3 separate regions of the Mus musculus genome follow, and all the other regions are linked to region 3. A link is a loop called in an ENCODE intact Hi-C map of the cell type or tissue named here. Cell type or tissue: heart. All regions are shown on one strand.

What was found. Hi-C counts contacts between places; a loop is a spot of excess contacts. Peaks named below come from ENCODE experiments on the same cell type or tissue, not always from the same donor. Only the 100,000 strongest peaks of a DNase experiment are listed, where the experiment ranks them.
Region 1: it touches region 3 in a loop (3-fold over the local background); 2 of 42 quality-filtered maps call a loop at or near these places.
Region 2: it touches region 3 in a loop (3-fold over the local background); 6 of 42 quality-filtered maps call a loop at or near these places.

The regions. Positions count from the first base shown.
Region 1 is chr19:40,369,866-40,377,865 of GRCm38, forward strand. Sorbs1 (sorbin and SH3 domain containing 1) reads right to left here. Exons shown (of 29, transcript NM_178362.1): 7 at 6,780-7,151; 8 at 3,611-3,752. Among named protein-coding and RNA genes, the nearest start is that of A930028N01Rik, 77 kb to the left of the region's middle. In heart, a CTCF peak has its summit at 748; DNase peaks (open chromatin) are centred at 166, 756 and 7,246; H3K27ac peaks cover 3,856 bases.
Region 2 is chr19:40,493,823-40,501,822 of GRCm38, forward strand. All of the region lies in intron 1 of Sorbs1 (sorbin and SH3 domain containing 1), which reads right to left. Among named protein-coding and RNA genes, the nearest start is that of Sorbs1, 16 kb to the right of the region's middle. In heart, no CTCF peak of the experiment used is centred here; DNase peaks (open chromatin) are centred at 2,909, 3,019 and 5,539; H3K27ac peaks cover 3,134 bases.
Region 3 is chr19:40,428,342-40,436,341 of GRCm38, forward strand. The region is part of intron 2 of Sorbs1 (sorbin and SH3 domain containing 1); the gene reads right to left. Among named protein-coding and RNA genes, the nearest start is that of Sorbs1, 81 kb to the right of the region's middle. In heart, a CTCF peak has its summit at 6,921; DNase peaks (open chromatin) are centred at 3,870, 6,410 and 6,930; H3K27ac peaks cover 3,499 bases.

The DNA of each region.
Region 1 (8,000 bases), 58 kb before region 3:
GGCAGGAGTCATGATGTAGCTCTAATGATCCAGGCAAGAGGTCCCCCAGGTCCCCAAACTACAGATCCGCACCAGGACCTGGGCCTACCAAAGTGATCTAGGAGTTTCCATCTTGTCCCAAGGTGATCTCTTCCCTCATGACTCTTCCAACCTCACATGGTCCTCTTACCATGCCAGACTCGGTACCTTCTGGTAGAGCTATGAGAAGAATTGGGGACATGGCAACTGCCATCTCCAGAGCTTGCCAATGCCAGCCCTGTTGTAAGAGCCTTTTCATCTAGCACTTGAAATCTTAGCACCAGCCTCGGCTGTTAGGGACAGCTATTTTCCTCAGTGGAGATCCTCAGCACTGTAGCTTAGTCACCAAACATCTGCCTGTTCCAGGGTAATAGAGAAATTCTAAAAATAATCGGCATTAGCAAAGTGACCTCACTGGGATAAGGGGCTTAGATTACTCAAGATAACACTGAAAACCATCTGGTTCTAGAAGCAAAACCTCCAGCTCACAGTCTACAGTTCTTTCCAACCCTCGTGACCTAGTCGCTGCGATACTGAACGCAGCTGCTCACTCTCCTGGGCGATCATGTGGAGGGGAGGCCAAGGTCTTATTGACAGCATCCTGTGTGCCCTATGTGATAAGCAGAAAAGTAACCTTTACCTTCTACAGCTGCTAAACAGCAACCGACCAGAGAGATAAAAATAGATTGTGCCGGCCCATGCACACTGTCACTGTCCCCAGTGGCCACATTCCTATCCTGCTGCTAGAATCGGTATGCAGTAGAAGCAAACAGAGCAGCTTGGGACCTCAAGGCCAGTGGACACCGCAGCTGCCCTCCTCCGCTTCAGGCATGGGACTCACACTGGCTGAACGAGAGGCACCGTGAAGTTCAAGGCTCGACTCTGCTGGCAACTTGCCAGATGACAGGAACCAACAGAATAACCTCTTGGCCTCAGTTTCTTCATCTGTGGTATCAGAGTACCCTGGTATCTAAAGGATTTACGGGTGCCACACTCTATACTGCAAGGTGCCAGGCAGGGCCCTCCCTTGCCAGCAGAAACAAATGTAAGCAACAGAGAAACGTAAGATGTTTGCTTCTGCTTCCAAGGCAAAATGGCTGTTCTCGCAGAACGCCATACAGACGGCCGTAGCTATTTTTCAGTCACCAGCACTGGGATGACACTCCGACCGTTCCTGTCCACAGACGTTTGGGAACCATGGAGGTCTTGCTGTTCAAGGTGGTCCACAGCCAACCACAATGGCAAACCTCCGCTCTGGAACCTTGTCCTCCTACCCCATCTCCATAGCTTTGGAATCTGAACTGTAAGCTAACCAGACTCTCGAGATCTCAACACACAGTACAGGCTGAAGGGCCCCAGCAGGGGACCGTGTGTATCTTTCAGCCCTGAGGCTTTTCCTGAGTCGAACCTCTACTTCAATGAGGGTGAGCAATGCCTGGGACACACTGGCACGAGTGGAAAGGGGACAGTGCTGTTCACAATCACTCAGAGCCTGTTGTCCCCTAGTGTGAGGAGGTTGGCCAGGGGAGACATCTCTGCCAAACTAGGCCCTGTGACAGTCTAGACATAATAAAAAAAAATAAAAAAAAAAAAAAGAGGAAACTTTTATTTTTTTTAAGGATGATTAAACCAGATTTTCAGATATAGAGTAAAGTTCTCACCGCTTAGGAAACTTTGCCATAGTTAAGAAATTGTTCTTTTGTGAGAAGAAGCAGAGATGCCAGGCTGGGTACATTCCAAAGCAGGGCCAGGAAACACTTGACGCAAATCCCACTGATAGGCACACACTCTCACTCTTCCCTACCTATCGTGGCCTACCTGGGATGAACCCAGGGTTGTTCTCTTTACAGAAACCACTAGTTAATTAAAAAGCAAAACCCAGACAAGCCAAACCCCGCAGCATCACTGCACACATACTTTTCTGCAGGATGTGCTTCACTCTGGACCAATCCTAATTGTAAACCAAAGGCAGAACTTTTGGTCAAGAGAAAAACAGGAACCAAAAGTTCTCTTTGATGAATAAGAGAATTTCACTCATTCAAGGAAGAAACAAAGAGGGAACTCAGGCATTTTGGTGCCTGAAAACGTCCCTGTAGGTGTTGTCAGAGGGCCTTTGCAAAAGCAGCTGACATTACGCTTGGCATTTCCCAAAACCCAAGCTGCCTTGGGAATAAATCCCGTCTTTAAAGAAACTGCCTTTCTTTCTGGGAACTAACTTGCTTTTTAAATAATGAGTCATGAAGTTCACAGAGAAGCTATTGCTTTTTTTTTTCTGCATTTTTCTTTGTTCTGCATGACAGACACTGGCAAGGAGAGCCGCTGCCAGGGAGGGTGTCAGGGCAGAAGGAGAATGGGTGCTCAGATGGAGGGCCCTTCTATCCTGAGGAAGAACACCGGGGGCCACACAGTGCAAAAACAACAATGACGAAAACAGCCTGAAACCGCTGAAGCCACCGAGAAAGACTGAGTGAACGCATTTAAAGTGAGAGAAAATGTTTTAATGTATCTACTTTTCCAGTTAGAAGCAGAAAAGAGAAACCTCTCTTCGGTATGGAAATAAGATTGTAGCCCCATCTCCTCTAAGGGAAGGGTAGGGAAGTGAGTGAGAAAGGGGGTGTCAAGAAGAGAGGTCTTGGAACAAAGCTTTGAGCTACAGACAGTACACAGCCCTGCAGTGTTCTTTTAGTTCAGTGTAGAAGAACCCTTGCCTGAGAGATGGCCTAAAAATGTCCTATTTCGTGCTGCAAAAAGACTTTTAGAAATGCAAAGTTTATTCCTCTGTACAATTCCAAAATGGAAAGGCTGGAATTCAAAACCACTGCCTGAATTTTAAAGCAGAAAGGTGAAGCTATACGATGACTATGCCGAAGCTCTTGGGTTTGACCGATCCCCAAGGCTCTTTCAGAGACGCAGCAGGAGCAACCAGAATAGCCAGAGAAACTATAGGAACCAAACAGAAGCCCTAAGCAGCAGAGCTGCCTGGGCCATGTGGAATCAGGGCAAACAGACACACAAATCTAGGTCACAGAGGATGGCACTCTGAGAAGAGGAGCAGCCAATAACCAGGAGAAAGTCTAGAAGCCTCTGTTACAGAGGCACAAAAGCATCCTTTACATTGTAAACAATGAACTATTCAGTGTTTCCTCTTTCGAAATTTAGTATTCAAAACTGCACTTTCTAGAAACTTATCACTCTGGACAAGTTCGTCACTTAGGACAGCACTTAAGAGACATACTATAGCCACAGGCCTGAGGCAAAGCTTCTTTACAAACCATAAGATAAGGAACCCAGAGACACAAACTCCCACTTTTGTGCATTTAACTGTTTGCAGATAACCACAAAAACAAAAACAAAACAAGGTACAGCACTTGAGCACATGACCATGAACCAGCCCAGCATATATAGATTAATTGACATTATTGCAAATCAGAGGTCTCTGTCTCCCGGCTAGGGCTGATCTTTGGGTCCTTGGACAGATAGACAGCTTCCTTAGAGGCAGGGTTGGGGAAATGTTTTTGAAGGAGAAACTTCTTGCCCCAGACATCATGAGTTGGAACTGCTGACCCCAGCACCCTGCAGGAGGCTGCCTTACCTCGATTGTGCTGCAGGAGCACAATGGTAGGGTTGACGATGGTGGTGGAGGGGTAGGCAGACGAAGGTCTGCTTGTTGGAGGGAAGTCTTGGGAATCGGTTTCAATGTGGGAAGAAGAAACTTCGTTTAGTAAAGGACTGCCCTGAAAAACAAAACATTAAAAAGAAGTGTAAATACTAGACATCTCGAATTAAGACTTAGTAAGAAGAGGGAATGACCATCTCTACCAAGTCCTTAATTATAAAAGAAAATGTAACCAATGGGTCAATTCCAGTTAGAAGCTGAATCTGGAAATTTGTTCTCCTAGTCAGTATTAGTAAGGAGGAAGAGAAGGCAGGTCAGTAAATGTTGCTGAGAGTCTCAGTATCGTCCATTTTGTTCACCTAGTAGAAGCTGTGCATCAATCTGGTTACTGCAAAGGCAAACTCAAACCCAAACAGGATAACATGCAAAACTCATGCCATTCCAGATGCAATCCAAGAACGTGAGCTGGTGTAAAGTGGGGAAAGCCAGGCGCCCTCTGGAGAGATGTCAGACAAGGCGCTGGTGTAAGAAGAAAGAGGGACCCCTTTGTCATAGATGGTTACTCTGAACATCACTGAGCAGTCAGAGAAGCGCCGAGCAATTCAGCAGCCAAGCGGGATCCTATCCTGCCTGCTGGGACGTCTCTTCTTCACTCCAGTGTCAGACCAACAAAAATCCTTGGACCAAGCCATGGGAAATCTTGACTTTAAAACCTGAGACTCCTACCAGAAACATACTTTTATAAAATGATGAAGCGATAATGCCAATCTTTTGAAACAAATGAGAAACAAGGTCCTAAAATAGGGCATTGGCAAATGTTCCCTCTCCACCACACTTAGAGGTTCCACAAAGGTTTTGTTTTATATCTTTCTAACCTTAAAGATGACAACCCCCATGCCCCAGTTCTGGGGACTAAGCTTAGGGCTGAGCCCATGCTAGGCAAACACTCCATATCCTCAGCCCCAGGGTAACATTCTTTTTCTTTTTTCTTTTTTCAAAGACGGGGTCTCCCTATATAGCCCAGGCTAGCTTGAAATTACCTATATAGACCAGGCTAGCATCAAACTCAGAGATCTGCTTGCATCTAGGCATGTGCCACTAAGCTTGGTAAGTTGGCATTCTTAAAGGGCTTTAAGAACAGGATTTCGATGGCTATTTTTGAAACAATTATGCTCAGCGATCACCTACAGGGTATACTGGCACACAAGGACAATCTCTCGCTCTCTCTCTCCTGTCACCACATAATACAATGCCCTGAAAATGGCTCAAAAGCAAAACAAAACAACAACAACAGCAAGAGCAACAACACTATGAAAGTGACAGAGGCTCGCTACCAGCAAGGGTGTGTGGGAGCTAAGTTTTTCCAGCAACAGAATGCACGCTCATCAGAAGAGGTATGGGTATCAGCACCCTGGACAGCTCCTGATACACAGTAGGGGCCTTTGTCACCCAGTAGGGGCCTTTGTCACCAATACCTTGGTTGAACTCTTTTAAATGTTCTCTATCTAGATAGCCACTTCTATGAGCTCAACTTTGGAGTAAGATCTTTTTCCAAGGCTTGAGGGGTTTGTACCAATCAACTTAGGGTCTGGATGCCACCCTACCAGGCACAGAGTACACCAGTCTGCAGCAAAGATGAGCTGCAAAGCTCAAAGTAAGAGATCCAAGCTCACGGTTCTATCTGGCTTAAATCCTGCTCTATCTATAACTGCACTGAGCTGCATCTGGAAGGTTGGAGAAGAGGCCCATCCCATGATGCAACAGTTCCCAGCTTTTGTGTGTTTGACACCTCATTACAATTTCCCCACTAAACTAAATAAGACGTTTCCTTCCTGTTCTCTGACTCGATTCGGCTTAACAAGCCGTTTAACCTAGTTTCATGGGCACACTTCTTCCAACAAAGGACGCAAGTAAATGTTCAGTCCTAGCCGCAAAACACGTGGTACTCACTGTACCACGTGTCAATAGTGGTGGTGTTTATGGCTCCAACATCAAAACCCACTTGATACCTGCAACCAAGTGAGAGGCCCCTGCTCCTTCCCAGACCCACTCAATCAAATCTATGGTATATAAACTAGACTTCTCCAGTGCTCGGATGATCCCATGCGCACCAACCAGCCTTGAGAGTGGATACTCTCTACCTAACTCCTCCAGGCCGTCTGAAAGCAGGAGTCCTGGCTTGTTGTAAGTGCACCTGTGAATGAATCCTAGTTGCTTAGAACATCGATGAAACCATCACTAACCTAGCAGTTCCTTTAACATCTTCATTCACTAGGGTAAGTCCTCAGCAACGCAGCTAACAGGAACTAGGACTTCCCCTAGGCTGGGCTGAATTGAGTCCACTGAGTCCCTATCATAGGAGTGGTTACGACATGATCCCACTGAGCCAGCAAGTGTCCTCACATTATGACTTATGATGTCCATTCAGATTCTTTCGCTCCGGACTTCTACTGTATCAGAAGCAGCTGGGCTGTCTATAAAGAGACTCATTCTGAACAGAGAGGACTTTTACATTTCCCACCGTTACTGATATATGTGTTTGCCACCAAAACCACAGTGGCCTCCTCCTCAGGGGCCCTAGCAATTATGTCTTGTGAGAAAGTCTTAACACATCAGTTTTCAGATCTATTTACTCAATTAGACGCACCGCCCCCACCCCCTTTCTCTCCCTCTCTCCGCTTCTGTTTAACAGAGTCCGCTTCATGAAATCAGCCAAAGAATAAAAACTTTCCTCCTCATAAACTCTCTTCTTCCTCGTGTCCTATCACCAAATCTGCCTGTGGCTTTCCACAGCTTTTCTCAGCCTTCAACACTACATCTGCCCTGACCTAGGAAGATCAGGACCAGGTGAGGTAAAGATCACAGACACTTCTCAGAGGGAAGACAGACTTCCATCAGAAAGACGTGCGTTCCCAACAGAGCAGAGGAAGAGAGTGTTCTTGAAAGGCCAAGAGTAGCCATAGGTGGCCCATAGGATGCACAAGGGAGACATGCTCTCAGGGATAGCACACACAGATCCAGCCAGCACACAAGCACAGTGGCCAAGGCCGCCTCAGAACTTAGTACTTCAGTGAGAAAGGGAGGGTTTTACTGCCAGGAGCAGACATTCAGGGTAGCCGTGGGGAAGGGGGTCCAGCAAGCTTACGGTACTTGAGACAGCTCCCGGGAGGTCAGGCTCCAGGCCTCTGTGGAGGTCCTCCGGGACGGGAGGGACCAGCGGAGGTGGTGGTGAGGGTGGTGACGTCTGGCTAGCAGGGGAGAGGGAGCCACAAGCACTGGCTGGCTGGCTGTGGTGGGGCCGCCTCTGCAGGTGAGGGGGAATGAAATCATCGAGTGTCGGGAAGGTCAGAGGTGAGGCAGCAGGGGTGGTCGCCGGGACAGTGTGGACGCAGCCAAGTGGCCCCAGAGATGCTGGAGTTCTGGCAGTGCCTTCTTGCCCTTGCCCTCTGTCAGTATTAACCAGGTAGAGAGGAACAACTATTACCTCAGACGGGGCTGAGCTGGAGGAGGTGGCACCCTGTGGGAAATAAGGGGTTGTTACGCAGTTACGCAAAGGGGACGGCAGAGAGACAGGAATTCCACATTTAAACAGTTGCGCGTGGACATGCAGTGATGCACTTCAAGAAATATTTAATCAGTGCCCTTTCCTCAGAGTACATGAGACAGTCAGTGCTAGCCAGCGCTAGCCAGCTGGCCTCCTGATACTCTATGACACAGAGGGAGCCCCATCCAAGTTCACTTTCCGTCTGTCTATTTTTGAAACCTTTTAACACTTTATGAGAGAGAAAGAGAACAAACAACAGAAGAGAGTCAGGTGGGCAAGCAGACAGCGTTTAACCCCACAAAACTGCCACAGAGCCCGCAAGCTTGGGAGCAAATGCAGTTTCTTTAGCACCTTGTCGTAAGACTTGAACACTCTTACCACGTTATTAGTCTATGAATTCCATGGTCTGGCATACTGAGACATTGACAGACAGGAGCCAGGGAGACAGGAGAGGCTGTGCTCAGAGAGTTAGATAGAAGGACTCGGGATTCAAGTGCTGTAACACTAGTGAGGAGAGGGAGGGCAGGGAAGCCCAAAAGACAAGTGAGCCGCTTCAACCGGTTCTGAGAGAGACAGTGTAGAAGACACACAAACATTCCTAGATTCTTGCCTTGGCTGGATAACACGGCTGCAAAAGGTAAGTTTCTTTGTTCTTCTGGTTTTCGGGATCAGAGGTAACCTGGGGGCCTAGCCTGGGAGGCCTCACTGCATCTGGGAACGAGGCCCATGTCCCCAGTGTGTGATTCTCACCGCGGTTACCGTCATCTTTGCGGTTGTCAAAGAATAGCTTGGGAGGGTCAGGAGGAGGAGCAGGGGGTGGTT
Region 2 (8,000 bases), 65 kb after region 3:
CTCTCTCTCTCTCTCTCTCTCTCTCTCTCTCTCTCTCTCTCTCTCTCTCGTGTGTGTGTGTGTGTGTGTGTGTGTAAAGATAGAGCATTAGACTGACACAATTTCTCTGTGTAGCCCTGGCTGCCCTGGCACTTGCTCTGTAGACCAGGCTGGCCTTGAACTCAGAGACCCACCTGCCTCTAAGCATTGGAACCAAGGTGTGGGGACCTTGCCCAGCTATAGTGTGGATCTTTAAAGGCCTAAATGTTGAAGACTTGGTCCCCAGACAGCAATGTTTCTGGGGAATGGTGGCATGTCTAGAAGGTAGAACCTAAGGAAAGGAACAGAGGACTGCCCATGACAAGGGTACTGGGCCCATGCTGTCTTTCTGTCTCCTGTCCATCCGCCATAGCACTTTAGCTCCCTTCGCATGCCTCCACCATCCTGGGCTGCTGACCTTGATGATAAGGCCAGACTGCCATGGACTAATAAGACTTTTGAAACTATGAGCCAAATACACCTTTCCTCCTTGTATGTTTATTGTCCCAGGTATCTTATCACAGTGACAGGAAAGTGGCCAGCACACTCTCCTGGCCCTGTCTTACAAATATATGACTTTGGGTAGGGTCACAATCTTAGTTCCTTCTGAAAAACTGTGGGAGGGGAATACCTACTTTAGAGTAAAGCCATAGAAATGGCATATGACGCCTCAAGATTGCCTTATATGGTCAGGGTTCAACCAATTAAAAACTCCCCTTAGCCAAGCTTACAGTTTACACATCTATTTCTGTGGCTTTTGACCTTTCCCCTTCTTCCTAAGCGCTTCCCACCTGTTCAAAGCCTTTGGTCTGAAGGAATCCTTTGGGCTAGTTCAAAGACATCTGAGGTTCTAGTGAAGGAAACACAACTGTGTGCGCACAAACACACAGAGGACCGCTCAGACTCAACCTTGCCCACACCAACTCTCTGGACAAAGGTCTCCATTGTTGTCTAAATACAAACTTTTCCACAGGGAGCCTTAAAATAGCTCTAAGGACCAGTCTTCAGACTTCCACTTCTCATCTCCACTCTGCCCCTGACCTCAACATATCCTCTCTCCTTCCTGCGTCCCAGTTTCCAAATCTGTGAATCAGGGGTCTGGCCGTGATGAGCACAGAGTGCCCCCGGCTGCAGTTACGATGGTTTTGAACTATTCTGGAATGCTGTGCCAGGAACAGGAGTTAAAGCTGTGTTTTAGAAAAGCGCTTAACTTGGGCATGAGCGTCATAGAGTCAAGTCACTCTCTCTGCCCTACATTTCCAAGGCAGCCAGCAGAGTAACAGGTATTTATTGCCACAGGAGTTGGGAATGGAAATAAAATGAAATACCACTAAGACCCTAGAGAAACAAGATCCTCCCTCCAATCCCACAACCTTATCTGTGGACCAGGATAATAACAGAGGCAGAAATGATGGAAGGATTATTGTCCCAGTTTGCTCTTTGTTGCTGTGATAAAACATCAGGACCAAATCTAGCTTGGAAAGAAAGGCCTCAATTTGGCTTACAGGTTAGAGTCCATCATTAAGGGGAACCCACGGCAGGAGCTCGAGGCAGGAACCAAAGCAGAGACCACAGAGGAGTGCTTACTCAGCTACCACATGCCCAGAGGTGACACCGTCCACTGTAGGCTGGGGCCTTGGATCAATTAGCAATCAAGAAAATGCTCACTAGAAGTCAATCTGATAAAAGCAATTAATTCCTAAGCTACGTTCCCTCACCCCAAGTGTATCAAGCTGACGACCAAAATTAGCCATCACAATTATGACACTGAGGCCAAGGACGCATGTGAATCAGCTAGTATACACAATGAGTATTCAGAAAGTATGCTGGACGTGATGGCACACGCCTTCAATCCCAGCACGCCAGAGGAAGAGGTGGATAAGATCTCTGAGGTTGAGGCCAACCTGGTCTCCCGGCTAGCCAAGGCTACACAGTGAGACCCTATCTCAAAACCAAGCAAGCAGACAAGCAAACAAGGGAGAGCACAGCCCGCCCTCCTGCTTCCTGGACTCACTACTGTGAGGTCTGCCATCATAGCTACAATTGTTCTCTGCTCTAGAAGTCCTTCCTCTCTACCCCTGCAGCTCAGCCTCCAAGGCTCTGCTCCTTTGCCTTGCAGCCTTCTTTGCACAGAGGTCCTCAAGACTGAGGCCAGAGAAGTTTCCCAAGATTGGCCTTGGGGGAGACGGCGAGTTTAGCAGGTCCTTAAGCGAACGATTTCCTTTCTGTGAGTTCAGGGAGATGAACTAACTCCTCTGTTCCGCCCCAGAATGGAGCACTTAATTTTCAACCCTGACACACGAGGAGGTTCTACATACATTATGTCAGTCTCAAAAATGTAAGATGACTCAAACCTGGTCACCAGAGCGCCTCCCCTGCCTCCTGCCCATTCTGTGAGGACAAGGAAGAGGACTCTGTGGTTTCTTCTCTCACCACCTTGAGGTGGCCCCACAAGTCCTCACCCCAGATCCTTCCCTTTGCCCCAGAGCCCAGGGCTCTGATGACTAGAGAGTCTGAAAGAAGCCCAAACCGTAGTGGTGACTCTCCCAGGCTCAGGAAAGGAAGTGACTGACCTAAGATCTCTCTGTTGGTTCCAAAGCAGGGCTGGAGTAAGAACAGGACCTTCCTGGTTCATACAACTTCCTTCTCTCCTTTTGAACCCATCTAACCCTCTGATCTCCTACCAAACCTGTTTAAAGGAAGCCTGCCCTGACCTCTACCACCTGCAACAACAGTAACTCCTCCACCCAGACACCACGACACAACCGTGATCAGCCTACTGCTGTCTGTCAAACTGCCAAGGCCACAGAAGCACGACCTCGCCACACCACGAAATGACCAACACGGCCATGTCCCTTCTACCTCCAACCTTGGCGCTGGCATTCATCCCCAAAAATCCAAGTGCCTCTTGTCCTTGCACTTGAAATTCTCCTTTCCTTCCAAAGCATGGCTTAAAGGGCACCTGCCTCTACCCTACCCTCACCCGCCACGTCCACGTCCACCCCAGTTGTCTTGAACTCCTGGTCTAGAATATCCTGATTATTCTTAAGCCATGTCCCCTCATGCCCTCCCTGAAATCCAGGTCTTCTGGTACTGACTCACCCTGTATCAAGAGGATGCCCACTGAATGGCTTCCACAGTGAATTGAAATGGAATCCATCTAGCCCTCAGGCCAGTCTGGGCTCCAGGGTGGCCTCAAGCTCCCTATATCCAAATGACCTCTTACTGTTCTTCCAAGATTGGATTTGGGCCCAGACTGAGTCAAATGACCTCTTATCATTCTTCCAAAATTAGGCTTTCTTCTTTAATTACACCTTATCTAGCCACACTCAATGTGGAGTCTAATTACGTAATTACTTCATGTCTTGGACTTGAAAACAAAAAGACAAAACAAAAAAGAAAGGAAAAGGCAAAGAGTGAGCTTGATTACACAGGTAAGGAAACACCAAGTACGCACATTTACATACATACACCGCATGTCGCTTTCTCATTCATATGCACTGTTGTAGGCCAGAACATATTAAGATAAAAACTATGCCAGGTAGAGAAAAATAAGAACTTCACAGAGCGGTCTGATGAAGGTTTTAGAGAGGCGGGCCCATCCACTGTGCAATGAAGACCGGGAGCTGTATGACATGGAGCACATTCAGTGTTTACGGCATGGTCCCTCCTCCCCAACACTGCCATGTTCTTGTGACTCCCACATATTCCTTATACTGTAACTTCCTAAGGCACCTTTGCACAACTCTCTTCTTCCCTACCACCCCAGGTCTGCCCTGCCCAGCTTTTCCTAGCTGGGAGTCTCCATTCCCAAATGTCCCCAATCAGCGTAGAGGGCACCCAGAAGCCCTTCTGTGTCACACTCCAGCCATGTTGCAGTATCTGCCCTCACTAAAGGCCTTCCATACCACCCTGCCTTTGCATGTGCCAGTTCCTCGGTCTTCTACTGGGAATGCCTTCTGTTGGTTCAGGTCCCACCCCTTCCTGTGCGTCCACGTGTCACCATCACCTAACACAGGTAACGTATGGGCATCATACATTAATGTAAAAGCCCTTCCACTTACCAACCTCTTCCTGAGAGCAACAGTCACCAGTTTCCAATCACACCTTCCTGTTAGTTAAATAGCTTTAGACATATTTACTTATGCGCTAACTATAAAATCTATAGTACTATAAATAAGAAATCCATGCATTTCTTTTAAAGAATAAATAGAACTTCAACTATAATTGTTTCCTCCTGTACCTCAGTGGATATCTTGAAGACTCTGTTGAGGAAAGAAGGGGTTGTTGTTGTTGTTATTATTGGTATTATTATTATTATTATTATTATTATTATTATTATTATTATTGGTAGTGGTGGTGATGGTGGTATCATTTCTTTGTTTTCCAGGAATCTTGTATAAAACTCCAAAACTTAGCAAATAATCAAATGATTTAATTTACACTACAGCTATAGCACCTGCTGTGAGCCAGCTACTTGCTGGGATGTGGTGGTGACAAGACGTGGCCCTGCCATTCTCTTCAGGGAGCCAACAGACTGGTGGGATGGGCACACCGACCAGCCTTACATAGCAGCTGAGACAAATGCTATGAAGAATGTTCTGTCCAGAGCTACAGAACCATGAGACACTAAGAGGTTAATTTAGTCTGCAGGGTCAAAGGTCTCCGAGAGCACATGGTGCTTCAGATGAGATTCAAGGATGACCGGAGCTGACATGAAGGGAGAAAAGAGTACAGGAGGCCAAGGACGTACACATGCTGAAGTCCTGGGGCTGGAGAGAGGACAGTAAACACCAGGACTCAGAGACCAATAACAATAAAAAATGAGCCAACCCTAAAGGAACCTGAGTCTCCTCTCCAATTCTACTCTCCTCCCGTCTAGCCCACTCCTGACCTCCAACCTCTGGAGGACTGGCTCAGCCCTACCCTAACCCTAGCCTCAAGGGCAAGCCTAGCAGGTAAGCTCTCAGGCACCCCCAAACTTCCTGCTCCATCTTTTCTGAGAAGTCCAGAATCCCAAAAGATCCCTAAACGCTATGCAGGTTGCCATGGGTACCACCAATCAAAGGCTCCTGGCCGTTTAATGACGGATTAACTATTTTACATATTCCAGCAGCAGTCTCTCTGACTGGCCTACAGTTAAAAATAAATAAATAAATAAACGCTATATTCACAAAATTAAGGACTCACTTAAAATAAATTCAAAAGCAAGCGCACGCAGCCCACAAGGTCTGCACCCTGCAATCAAGGGCATCTTTCCTGAGGGTTCCTTGCGAGAGCCACCTGTGGAATGCAGAACCACAGACCACAAACTCCTCTGCTCGAGCTGAGAAAGGAAAATTTATTCACAATGAGCCTTCAGGTGAGCACTTAAATAGCCCAGAACTTTAATAATTAAAGATAACGCCAAGAACGTGGACTGTCATGCAGGCTGGCTGGCAGCCGTGGGGCCTCCCACAACAGCTGTCTTGACAAGGCGCATATCTTCTATCAGTGCGCAGGGATGACTAATATTTCCCAGTTCCCAAGAGGCCTCGCCCCCTCACACCTGCCAGTGCTGGCTCACTTATGCACCATGTACCACAAAGCAAACAGAAAATGGTCTGAGAAGGCCTACAATACCTTGGTCAGGGTTTGAGGGCCTGGCAATCTGATTTTCAGCAGACACCACCAAACCCTGCGGAAGCCTGAGGCTCTCCCGGCTTCCTCCAGCTTCTGTAATTTCAATCCCTGTTGGGATTTTGCTATCCCCGGAGCCTCTGTTCTCTTTGTTCGGCTTAAAAACAGTTCCTACTCTGGCCTTAGCTTCTCTCCCAGATCTCTACTGACCAGGCCACTGGAGCAGTGATTTAGATCTCCCAGCTCCAGTTCCAGTCCTACCTACCTCATCCTCTACCTTCAAGATCCTGCCAGTCCCCTGTCACAGTCTGCCATGCTCACTGTCTAGGAAGCAAGGCCAAGAGCAGGAGAACCCAGTATCTGTGCTGCCCTGGCCTTAGAAAGACTCCCTAAGAACAAGACATCAGGAAAATGTCCCCATTTCCCACCCTACTTGCTAAAACAAACTGTGAGCCTTGGCCAATACATCCTGTGCTCACAGGAGACAGTCACCCAACCCTGGCATTGCCCTGACTAAAGAGAATCCATGGAGAGAAAGGTAACCTGCAAATGATTTTGTATGTTCGTATATCAGAGAAGGAAACTGCTCATGTGCACAGCTCCCAAGTACCACACAGACTCTAAGCAATAGGAGACACTCTGGAATCTACAGTGCATGCCCTTTCACACTGGGAAACCAAGCTCAAAGGTCAGCCCTCCAGGCTGCCGTGAATAATCAATGCACAAGGTACTATATAAATGAGTAATGAGTGTTCATGCTGACTGGTGAGCAGAAGGGCAATTGCAGGATCTACTCAACACCTATTCCTATTGTAGCCACCGTATATAAGGCACAACACCCACCTCCCCCACCCAGATAGAACATCAAGGCAAAAAATGGGACAGTAAGGCAAATGGCTGACAGAGCCAGTTACAGGTCAAGCTTTAAGCACCCAATGCTCGCGAGTACCAGCATTCAGGCAACCTGCACTCACTCCTTCCTGATCTTGAGAATTCAGGCTGTTGGGAAGTCTCCTCACAGGAAGTCAGTGCTGGATCGGCCATTTATAGGCACGTGCCTCACATGCATCACTAGACTTGTTTGCCCTGTGCTCCCAACTTGGACGAGACATGACGCCACATCCCTCACCTATATCTGAAGTGCCCGCCTTGCCTGAGTGGTCCCCTCCTACCTCGTCAGAGCAAATATACCCATCCTACCTCAATACCAGAAACACACTGCTGACTGCCTGCCTGTCAGGGGACACCAGGCCCCTTTCTCTCCCTTAACAACACTTAATTAATGAATGAAATAGACTAGAGTGGTGCTGAGGTAAGAAGCCCAGACCCCGCACATGCTAGGCAACTGATCTACATCTCTAACCATGTTAGATGTTGTGCGTGTGCGTGTATGCGATATTTACATAGCCCAAACTGCCCTCAAACTGCAGTCCAGTTCTGGGGTTCTTGTTGTGCACTGCCACCAGCTGTAGGACACGTCCTAAGCTAAAGCTCCATATAAAAGCAGGGCTCTACCTGCCTGCCATCCCTGAGACCAGCATCAGAACTTTCTCTTCATTCAAGAAAATGAGGCGTCCGTAGCTAGAGCAGTGTGTTACTTTAGATAGGCCTACTGGCAAGATGGGGCAACGGTGGGAATGACATCACCAAGACCTGAAACCCTGAAGAGCAGATCAAGCCCCAACTGCTACCTGACCCAACTTCTGTCCCTTTTGTCATCTGAACTCCTCTCGTGCACATTTCCGTTCTAGCATGTGATGTGACCCCACTTCTCCCCGAGGACAGAGATGGTAGGAGGACTCTGTGAGGACAAGACGGGGCAAATCAGAAAGAATGAGACAGAAAAAGATCCAGGGTTTGAGTGATCAGCCTGGGGAGACAAACTGCGAACACACTGGCATTTTCACACGACCAAAGCAGTCCCTGGCTTTGAAATCATCACTTCTGCCCTGCTCCGGGTGCCCAGTGGATCAAGGAACACAGCTTCACCTGGCAATATTCTTTTTCTAGTCTCCAGTCTTCTATTTGAAGATGCCTCACGGGCTCTGTAACTTCTGCCCTTGTTTCATTCTCTGTAACGGTGCTTACAGGGATGGAGGACGGCGCTCCACAGGGAGACTGCTTGCCTAGGATACAGGAAACACCACATAAACCAAGCATGATGGCACACCCACAATCCCAGACCTTGAAGGTAGAGACCGAGGATCAGGACGTTCGAAGCTGGCCTGGGCTATGTGAGACTCTGATTCAACAATAATGACTGTGACCTGTATCTACTGAGACAGCTGTGTCCAGGTCCTAACACTTGCATAATTGGATCATCATCTCCTCCTCTTCTTCCTCCTCCTCTCCTCCTCCTCCTC
Region 3 (8,000 bases):
CACAACAGACTTCCTAACTTAGTAGTTATGGTGTACATTTCTAGCTAGTATATCGCTGTTGCTGCAAAGGCCCTCTGCTGCAGCGAGACAGGGTTGATAGCAATTGCCCTAAATAATAGAATTAGTGGGAAAGCCAATATAAAGATGCAAAAAGGACAAGAGCTCCAACAACTCACAGTTCTTGAGAAAACACTCTATCTAATTACCAAACAAGTAGTGCGAGGCCAAAGAACTCACAGCCGGGCAGTGGGAACTGAGGTAGATCTTAAAGGACAGAGAGATCAGACAGAAGAGAAGCCTCAGGTGACTATAATGTTTGTAAGATGCCCAGGACTTCAGAGTGGGAAGGGCCTGGCCTGCTTGTCTTCTAGTTCTTACATTTGCATAAGGGTGTGACTGCTATTTCAAATATTCACAGCAAAACACTTTGGTAAATAGAGTAGCTGCTATCTAAATAAGTAGTTCTAGGGCCCTGGCAAAGGCCACTCTGCTCTTTCCATCCGTCCCTTCCCTTCCCTTTCTCTACTCAGGCCTTTGGCCTGACTAAGATCTCATCTCTGAACCAAGCTATGCTGGCCACTAGGTCTGAAAGACAAACAGCCCATGCTTTTCTGGAGTAAAGCAAGGCTGGAGAGGCAAGAGTAGCCGTCCACAAGTATTGTTCTCAAGGAGCACGGATGAAATGAAGTCATGCCCTTGGTACCACTCTCCTCCAATAGCACAAAACCAGCAAAGGGGTCCCCACTGACACGGTCTAGTCAAATGCCTCAAACGGATAGCTAGTGGAAAGCTCTCTGAAGACCTTCAGAGGCCACCACCAGGCACCAGGTGCCATTCCACTCCACAGTGCTGCTGCTGGCCGCTGCTTTCAAAGACACAATGCTGACGTGAGTGGTGTAGAAGATGCTACACCTCCCTCCAGGCACTCACATTTGGCTGACTCACTAGAAGAGAGGCAATTGGTACAATGTGAGTGACAGCAACTGTTGCTGCTGCTGTCACCACCACCACCACCCCAAATTAAGGCAAAGAAAGCATCCAGGGCATGAGTCAGGAGAAGAATAGAGCTGACCACAGCAGCAGAGGCCAAGGTCAAGGAGGTTACTCCCAGGAGACTGAGGAAGGGATAGGAAGAAGGGGAGATGGAAAGAAAGAACAATAAATAGCCCATGAGCACCTGCTCCGTGCCACACACTGTCAGGTCCTTCCTTTATCTGTCTTCTCCTGTCATTGTCATCCTATATGTAAGGGGAGAAGCAAACCTCAGAAACTAAGTGACCCTCCCAGGTCAAATACCCAACAAACCCCAGCAGGGGGATTTTAGCTCAGTCTGAATCCAAAAGGAGTGGTCTCTGCTGCAGTAAGAAAAGAGACCTTTGAACTCCCACTGCCAAAGACAAATAAACCAGAGTAAGTGCGCCTTCTAGACATTACTAAAGATTCTATTTATAGCCTAAAACATGCAGAAACCATTCAATAAATGCTGAATCATATATGCACACATGAACTACATAGTTACCTAGATATAAACATCTGGTTATTATAAAGCTCTGCCCGGGTCAGATGTGGGGGAAATCATTTAATAGACATGCGTTTGAGGAGTGTGAACCCATGAAAAAGAAGGCTTGAAATACCATCTTCACTCTTCTCCTCTAGCACGTCATACAAAAATAACAGGAAACGGAAGAGGATGAACATGGGATCCGAGGAAATCTAAGAGACACATATAACCCACAGGCACCATACTGTGTCAAAGCTTCTACGTCAGAGGTCAGTTCAGGAACATGCAGAGGTTAAGTTCACCTTAGGATACATGTGTTCCCACGTCTATCAATATGCCCAGCACTGGCCCAGCACAGACTAGTAGGGCTTTGTTTCTTTATTTCTATTGTTCATTTACTCTCTGACAATTTCATACCTGTAAACCATGCCTCTTCATCATATATATCCTAACTCCTCCCCCGCCTTTCTCCTTCAAATATGCCCCCCCTCTCTAATTCATGCCTTCACCTGTTTTGGTTTGGGGTGTTTTAGTTGAGATTTTTTTTTCCCCATAAGTGTAATTGATGCTGCCTATTGGAATGACTGGTTCTGTTGGCTTGATCTTACACAGGTAAGCATACCTATTTACAAGTAGAAAGGCTAAGTCATGTCAAGAAGACACATTTCACAGCACTGTCCCTGAGCCCCACTTGGCATATTCTTCCTACCTCTTCTTTATTGATGTTCCTGAGTCTTGGGGGTCAGAGGGGGCAGGCAAGGTTAATAGAGACGCACCAATTAGGGCTGAGCACTCAATAGAGACTAGTGTTTTTAATTATCATATCTTCACATGGAGATAAATATCCTTGTATCAATGGGGAAACTGAGGTACAAAAAGATTAACTGGCTAAAACCATGCAGTGCAATAGTAACAGGAGAAAGCACTCATGTCCCTGAGTTCTCAAGTTCTGCTCATAGCAGCAAAACAGTTCAGTAGATGGACACCATTATTCACACAATACCATGCTTAGCTTCACAGGTAAAAGAGTGAAACAATTGCTCTCTGATCACACAGCCACTTTTTAAAACAACTGGTTTTCAGAGACTAAGCAATTCAATTTGTAAAGTGAGAAGACCTCCAAGATCATGGATTAAAAGAAAACAAATATCAAGGTAAAGAATATGGTGGAGGGTGTACACAGAGGTCCTTCTGGGTTAATGCAAAAGACATCTCCAGGAGAGAATGCAGGCAAGTGGTGCCCCAGACTGCCTCTGAAGAGAGCTGGCCAAGGCAGGAAGGGCAGAAGATTCACTCTTATTGCAGATATTTTCCTAATTTTTAAGTTTTATACACGATCACATACGGTCTATTTACTTAGAGAAAACTAAATCAGGAGTAAAATTAATTCACAGTGAGGTAGAAGCAATGAAAGTAATCTGTGATAACAATCCTCTGGAGAGATTGTTCACAGATGAGTGCTCTTGCTGTTCTTACAGAGGCCCCAAGTTCAGGGACTCAAAACCACCTACAGCTCCAGTTGCAAGGGATCGATCGGATGACCTTTTCAGACTTCTGAGGGCCTGCACAAATACAGTGCACATGCGTGCACTCAAACCCCACACATGCACATGAAATAATAACCAATTGCTTTTTTAAAAAGCATGCTATAATATGTCATTTAAACTTTCCATGAAGGAGTAGACAACTTCCTGCTATTTTTCATAGAAGGATTCTGAACGTTTTGAACTAGAAAAAAAAATGCACTTGCTTTTTTCAAACATGACACCGTTTCATTAAGATATCATCAGTAGAGCTAAGAACATTGCCTAGTGTACAGAAGACCTGTACAAGGTCCTAGGCTAGATCCCCAGCACACAACAAACCAACCAATCAACCAACCAACAAACAAATAAATAAATAGATGAGAAACCCTGGTACATAATAGGTAGATAAATGAATGAATGAATGAACGAACAGGTAAATGTATGTATATATATATATATATGTGTGTTTGTATGTATATATGTTTGTATGTATATGGTAGACAGCTAGCAAGAAAAAGACATTTCCTGTATTTGTGCACAGAGGAGGCACTAGAAAAATTAAAATGAAGACAGCAGTTAATGAACCAATACAACCACCAAGCAGCTAAACTAGAAAAGTGTGTGTCACCTCCGTAACACCAAAGAAACAGAGTCTCTCATGTCCTCCAAGACTCGCATGGCATCCTGCCTTGTCAACTTCAAACAGGGGTATTATTTTTAAGCTACTATAATTAGTTACCATTTGTCTATGAATCAGCCTTTATGAGGCAATAGCATCTAAGCCCATCAGATGAAACACGAGGCCACATCATGTCTGTTTATTATTTTGAAAAGGGAGGGTGCCAAGTTTCCTGCAACACCCAAGTCAAACACTGAAATTCAGAGGACAGAATGTCCCGCTGTCCACATTTGAAGATAGGACTATATTTTCATCTAATGCATCAGGTTCAGCTGGCAACAGGAAGGAACTGAATTCCAGAGGCCCAAAATAGGGTGTGAGTACTAAAGCACCTCTCGCCACTCATTGAGGGTAGTGTTTGTCTTTTAATACATTATGTTACAGCATTTTAAAGTGTTCATTTCATCAGCAAACATGAAAAAATGCCTGAGTGACAGGGAGTCAGCAAATGTGTTGAAGCTGGGGTTGTTGTTCTGTTTTGTTTTGCTTTGCTTTATTCCCCAATACAATGATTTCCTATGTTTCTCAGCACTTCATTCGCAAGCATGACTTCATATTAGCCTTTTCCGGAAGGTTGTAATACCTTCAACAGGTCTCGCAATACAATAGACTTTTTTGGTCTTCAAAGCCAAATCCAGCCAGAGAGGAAGCACTAAGACCAAAAAAGACCAAAGTGTGATAGCTACCTTGGTGTGCCCCCGAGATCCCATTAGAGGACATGAGCTCAAAGTCACAGCTGATAGGGACATCAGATAGCAACAACACCAGAGATACCAGCACAGGTATATGAGACAGGACAGCGGCCGTCGAGAAGAGGGGACTGGCTTTTTACTGAACACATTTATGGTATGAAAGACTTTTTAATACACGCACAGCCATCTGCCTGCATAAATGGCTACAGATGTGCCTGCAGCCACTTTTAAAGCAAGTATATGAGTTCTGATCCCAGCTCTGACAATTCCTTCCAGAAAGTGTTTTAATACATTAGAACATTGGCTACCTCCACTATACATAAACAACAAGGAACAGGGACTAAGAGAGCTGGAGTAATACTTGCCCAGGGTCAAAGCTCTCAAAAATCTGAAAATCAAAATTATAGGTGTGTGTGTGTGTTTTTAATGATTATTAAATGTTTTCTCATACAGTGCTTTATAATTTTTACTTTTAACAATCCTCTGGTAAGGGCACTATTGTTTACTCCTTTTTACTCCTTTAGACAGCCCCAGAGAGGTTTAGCAACTTTCCTGGGCTCCAGAGCAATGGAATGTGAACTTCAGCAGCCTAGCTCCAGGCACACTCTACTGTACACTACACAGTGCAAGCCTACTGTCATCGTCATCATATTATGATTACCCTTACATCAATCCCAATTTCACAAACGAGAAAAAGGAGGCTCAGAGGTCGGTCACAAGCCAAGATCACAAAGCTGGCAAGTGGCCAGGACGTGCAACCCAATCCACATGACTACAAACAAGGTCTCCCAACCAGTGAACAGACTTCAGTCCACGGACATCTCCATGTCAGACCTGATGCTCTGAAAATGCTTCTTCTTTGTTAAAGATAAAGGTAGCGGCAGCTTCCTTTAGGAGCTGAAAGATTTTTCACTTCACTTCTAGACCAGATCAACCCTTCCCACACTCCCTGGGGCCCAGTCCAAACCAGCCGCAAACAGCAGGTGCCCAGTCATGGCTGATGCCAACAAAGATGACGATGACAGAAATACTTTAAATGCTGGGCTATGACTTCCAAAGGGAATTAGACAAGTCTGTTATTTTCCTTTTTTTTGGGGGGGGGGGGGGGAGGGGCAGTTGTACATGGCAGAATGCTAGCAATTTCTAAAGCACTGTGAGCAAGTAGGTCCTAACTCAACAGGTGGGACGACGTTTCTCTTCTTTACTCTTTCCTACCAACCTTTCAATTCACAGGTTCCACTCAGACTTCCCTATGTTGTCACCTGCCACCCTAGAAGACAACTATTAGGTTTGATACTCTAGACTCACACACACTCGCGCGCGCGCACACACACACACACACACACACACACACACACACACACACACACACACACACAGAGTGGTCCTAGCACAGCGCCTTGCAGATGAAAGGCTCACAATATGTCTTCCTTGATTAGAATGATGGACCAGGCTGGCTTTCAAAGCGCTCCCTTCCACTGTGCAAGTGTTGCCAGGCAGCAGTCCTGTGCTGCTGAAACAAGGATGTGAGAATCATTTTAATTAGCACTCTCATTGTTTGTATGCAAATGCACACCCCTAACGTGGGCTCTTTAAAAAGCTTTCCTTAAATCAAACATCCCTCACTGTGATTTGCCTCTTTAAATCCTCTTCCACAGACAGTAAAGAGATCAACCTCAATAGAGCCAGGAGTCTTAATGATCCCAGGTCTGTAACAATAGACTTGAACTTCTTTGCTCTATGAGGTCAGCTCAGGGTTTCTCCTTGGACTTAGTCATCCCAAAACAAAATGGGTCCCAAGCTGCAGAACAGGGGACCACGCCTGGATTGCAGGCTGAGGGTCTTCAGGGTCACCACTGATTTTCCCACCTCCCTCTCCCTTCCCCACACACTCTGCTTTCTACTCAGGCTACTGAGTTCTCTCCACCAGCCCATCCCTAGTTGGTTCTTTCCTTTGGCTTCTGACCTGGTGGTGGGGGTGCCTCAGCCCAGGGAGAGGCTCACAAGCTCCAGGAACATTCAAGCACAGTGGAGTTGTTAGTAGACCAGCCCAGCCCAGCCAGCCCAGCCCCGTCCTGGGTGGGAGTCCTAAGGGACAAATCATCTGGGGATTAAGGGTGTGCTGGGAAGTTCTGGGTGGTCAACAGGGATGAATCCTGTAGGGAGTCATTACCTCTGCCCTGCAAGGTTGTAGCAGGCAGCCAGAAAGCCAGCCACAGAACTGGAGGGAAGAGGAAAAAAGATGCTGAGTTCTTGGAAGGGAAGTAGGGAAATCCAAGTTGAGAAAAACCCTTTGGTTCAGAGAGGGTTGGGAGGCAGAGAGCTACAGAGTCTGGAAAGTTCTTTAAAAGGCTCCGAAGCCCTCCTAGCACTGGAATGTTCTATTAGTGTCTGGGCCACAATAAAGGGAGCGGGGTAGAAGCTGAACAAAGCACTTGAGAAAAAGATAAGGCCTTGGATGAGTTAAAACAGTGGGGTATGAATAACCTTCAGGAGTGTGAGACTGCGTGGGCCCTAGAGGACAGCTTTGGGTGTTGCACTTGTTTTGTTTTCATTAAAGGCAGCGTCTCGCTCACTTGGCACTCAACAAGTAGATGAGGCTGGCTGGCCATCCAGCTCTGACTGAATGAGCCACTCTGCCTGACTTCATGTGGTTTCCAGAGATGGAACTCGGGTTCTTACAAGAGAACTCGGGTTGTCCACTGTACCGGCTGAGCTATCTCCCTAGCCCCGTCTGCAATTTTAAAGTTGTTCTCTTGTCAAAAAGAGAGGCAAAGAGGTAAAGAAGCTGCTGAAGTGGCCACTGTAATACGACAAGAAAAACTTGCCATGTGATGCTGCCCCATCCAACCACAAGGAGGATCTTTTTGGGAGGAAAAACCCATGAAAGCAACTGAGGCAGAAGACAGACAGGTATGAGACAGGCCAGCCTCAGCTGCTTTAGGAATGGCAGGTTTCCAGGTCCATCAGATCCTTGGCAAAAAAAAAAAAAAGTGACATAACTGCCATTGATGAATCAGTGATCCTTCAAAAATCTCCAGGATGGAGAATGGGTTGAAAGAAGGTTCTAGAAGCATACCAAGAAATCTCACATCAGCATCCATAAAAGTTCAAACCTAGACAATTAAATAAATGAATATCTAAGAAAAGCAAATACTGACTGCCACGAAAGGACATATGTTCACAATGAATAAGTACGGAGCTAATCAGCTGCCTTTCAAGATTAGATATATTAGATGGATGTGGGGGTCACTGGATCTCTAATGAAGCTCTGTATTTCCCTGTGAAGATGATAAAAAGAATTATCATGTCAGCATGATGTCAGCATGATGTCAGCAATCCAGCAGACTTACACAAAGACTAAGTCACCACCCACTAAATGTAACCAATCTGTGGCAGGCATCTGAATCTAGCCCTGTCCTGGACATTTTGATAAATAACATAGCTAAAGATGACCAAAGGAGGGAGGGATCACTACCCCTCTAGACCCTGTTACGACTGGTTTCTAAAAGGTCTTCAGATTTTTAAATGAATTATACCTAATATAGTAGAATCAGAGATGAAAGAACATAAAGTCTACATGTAGCAGATGGACGTTGGAG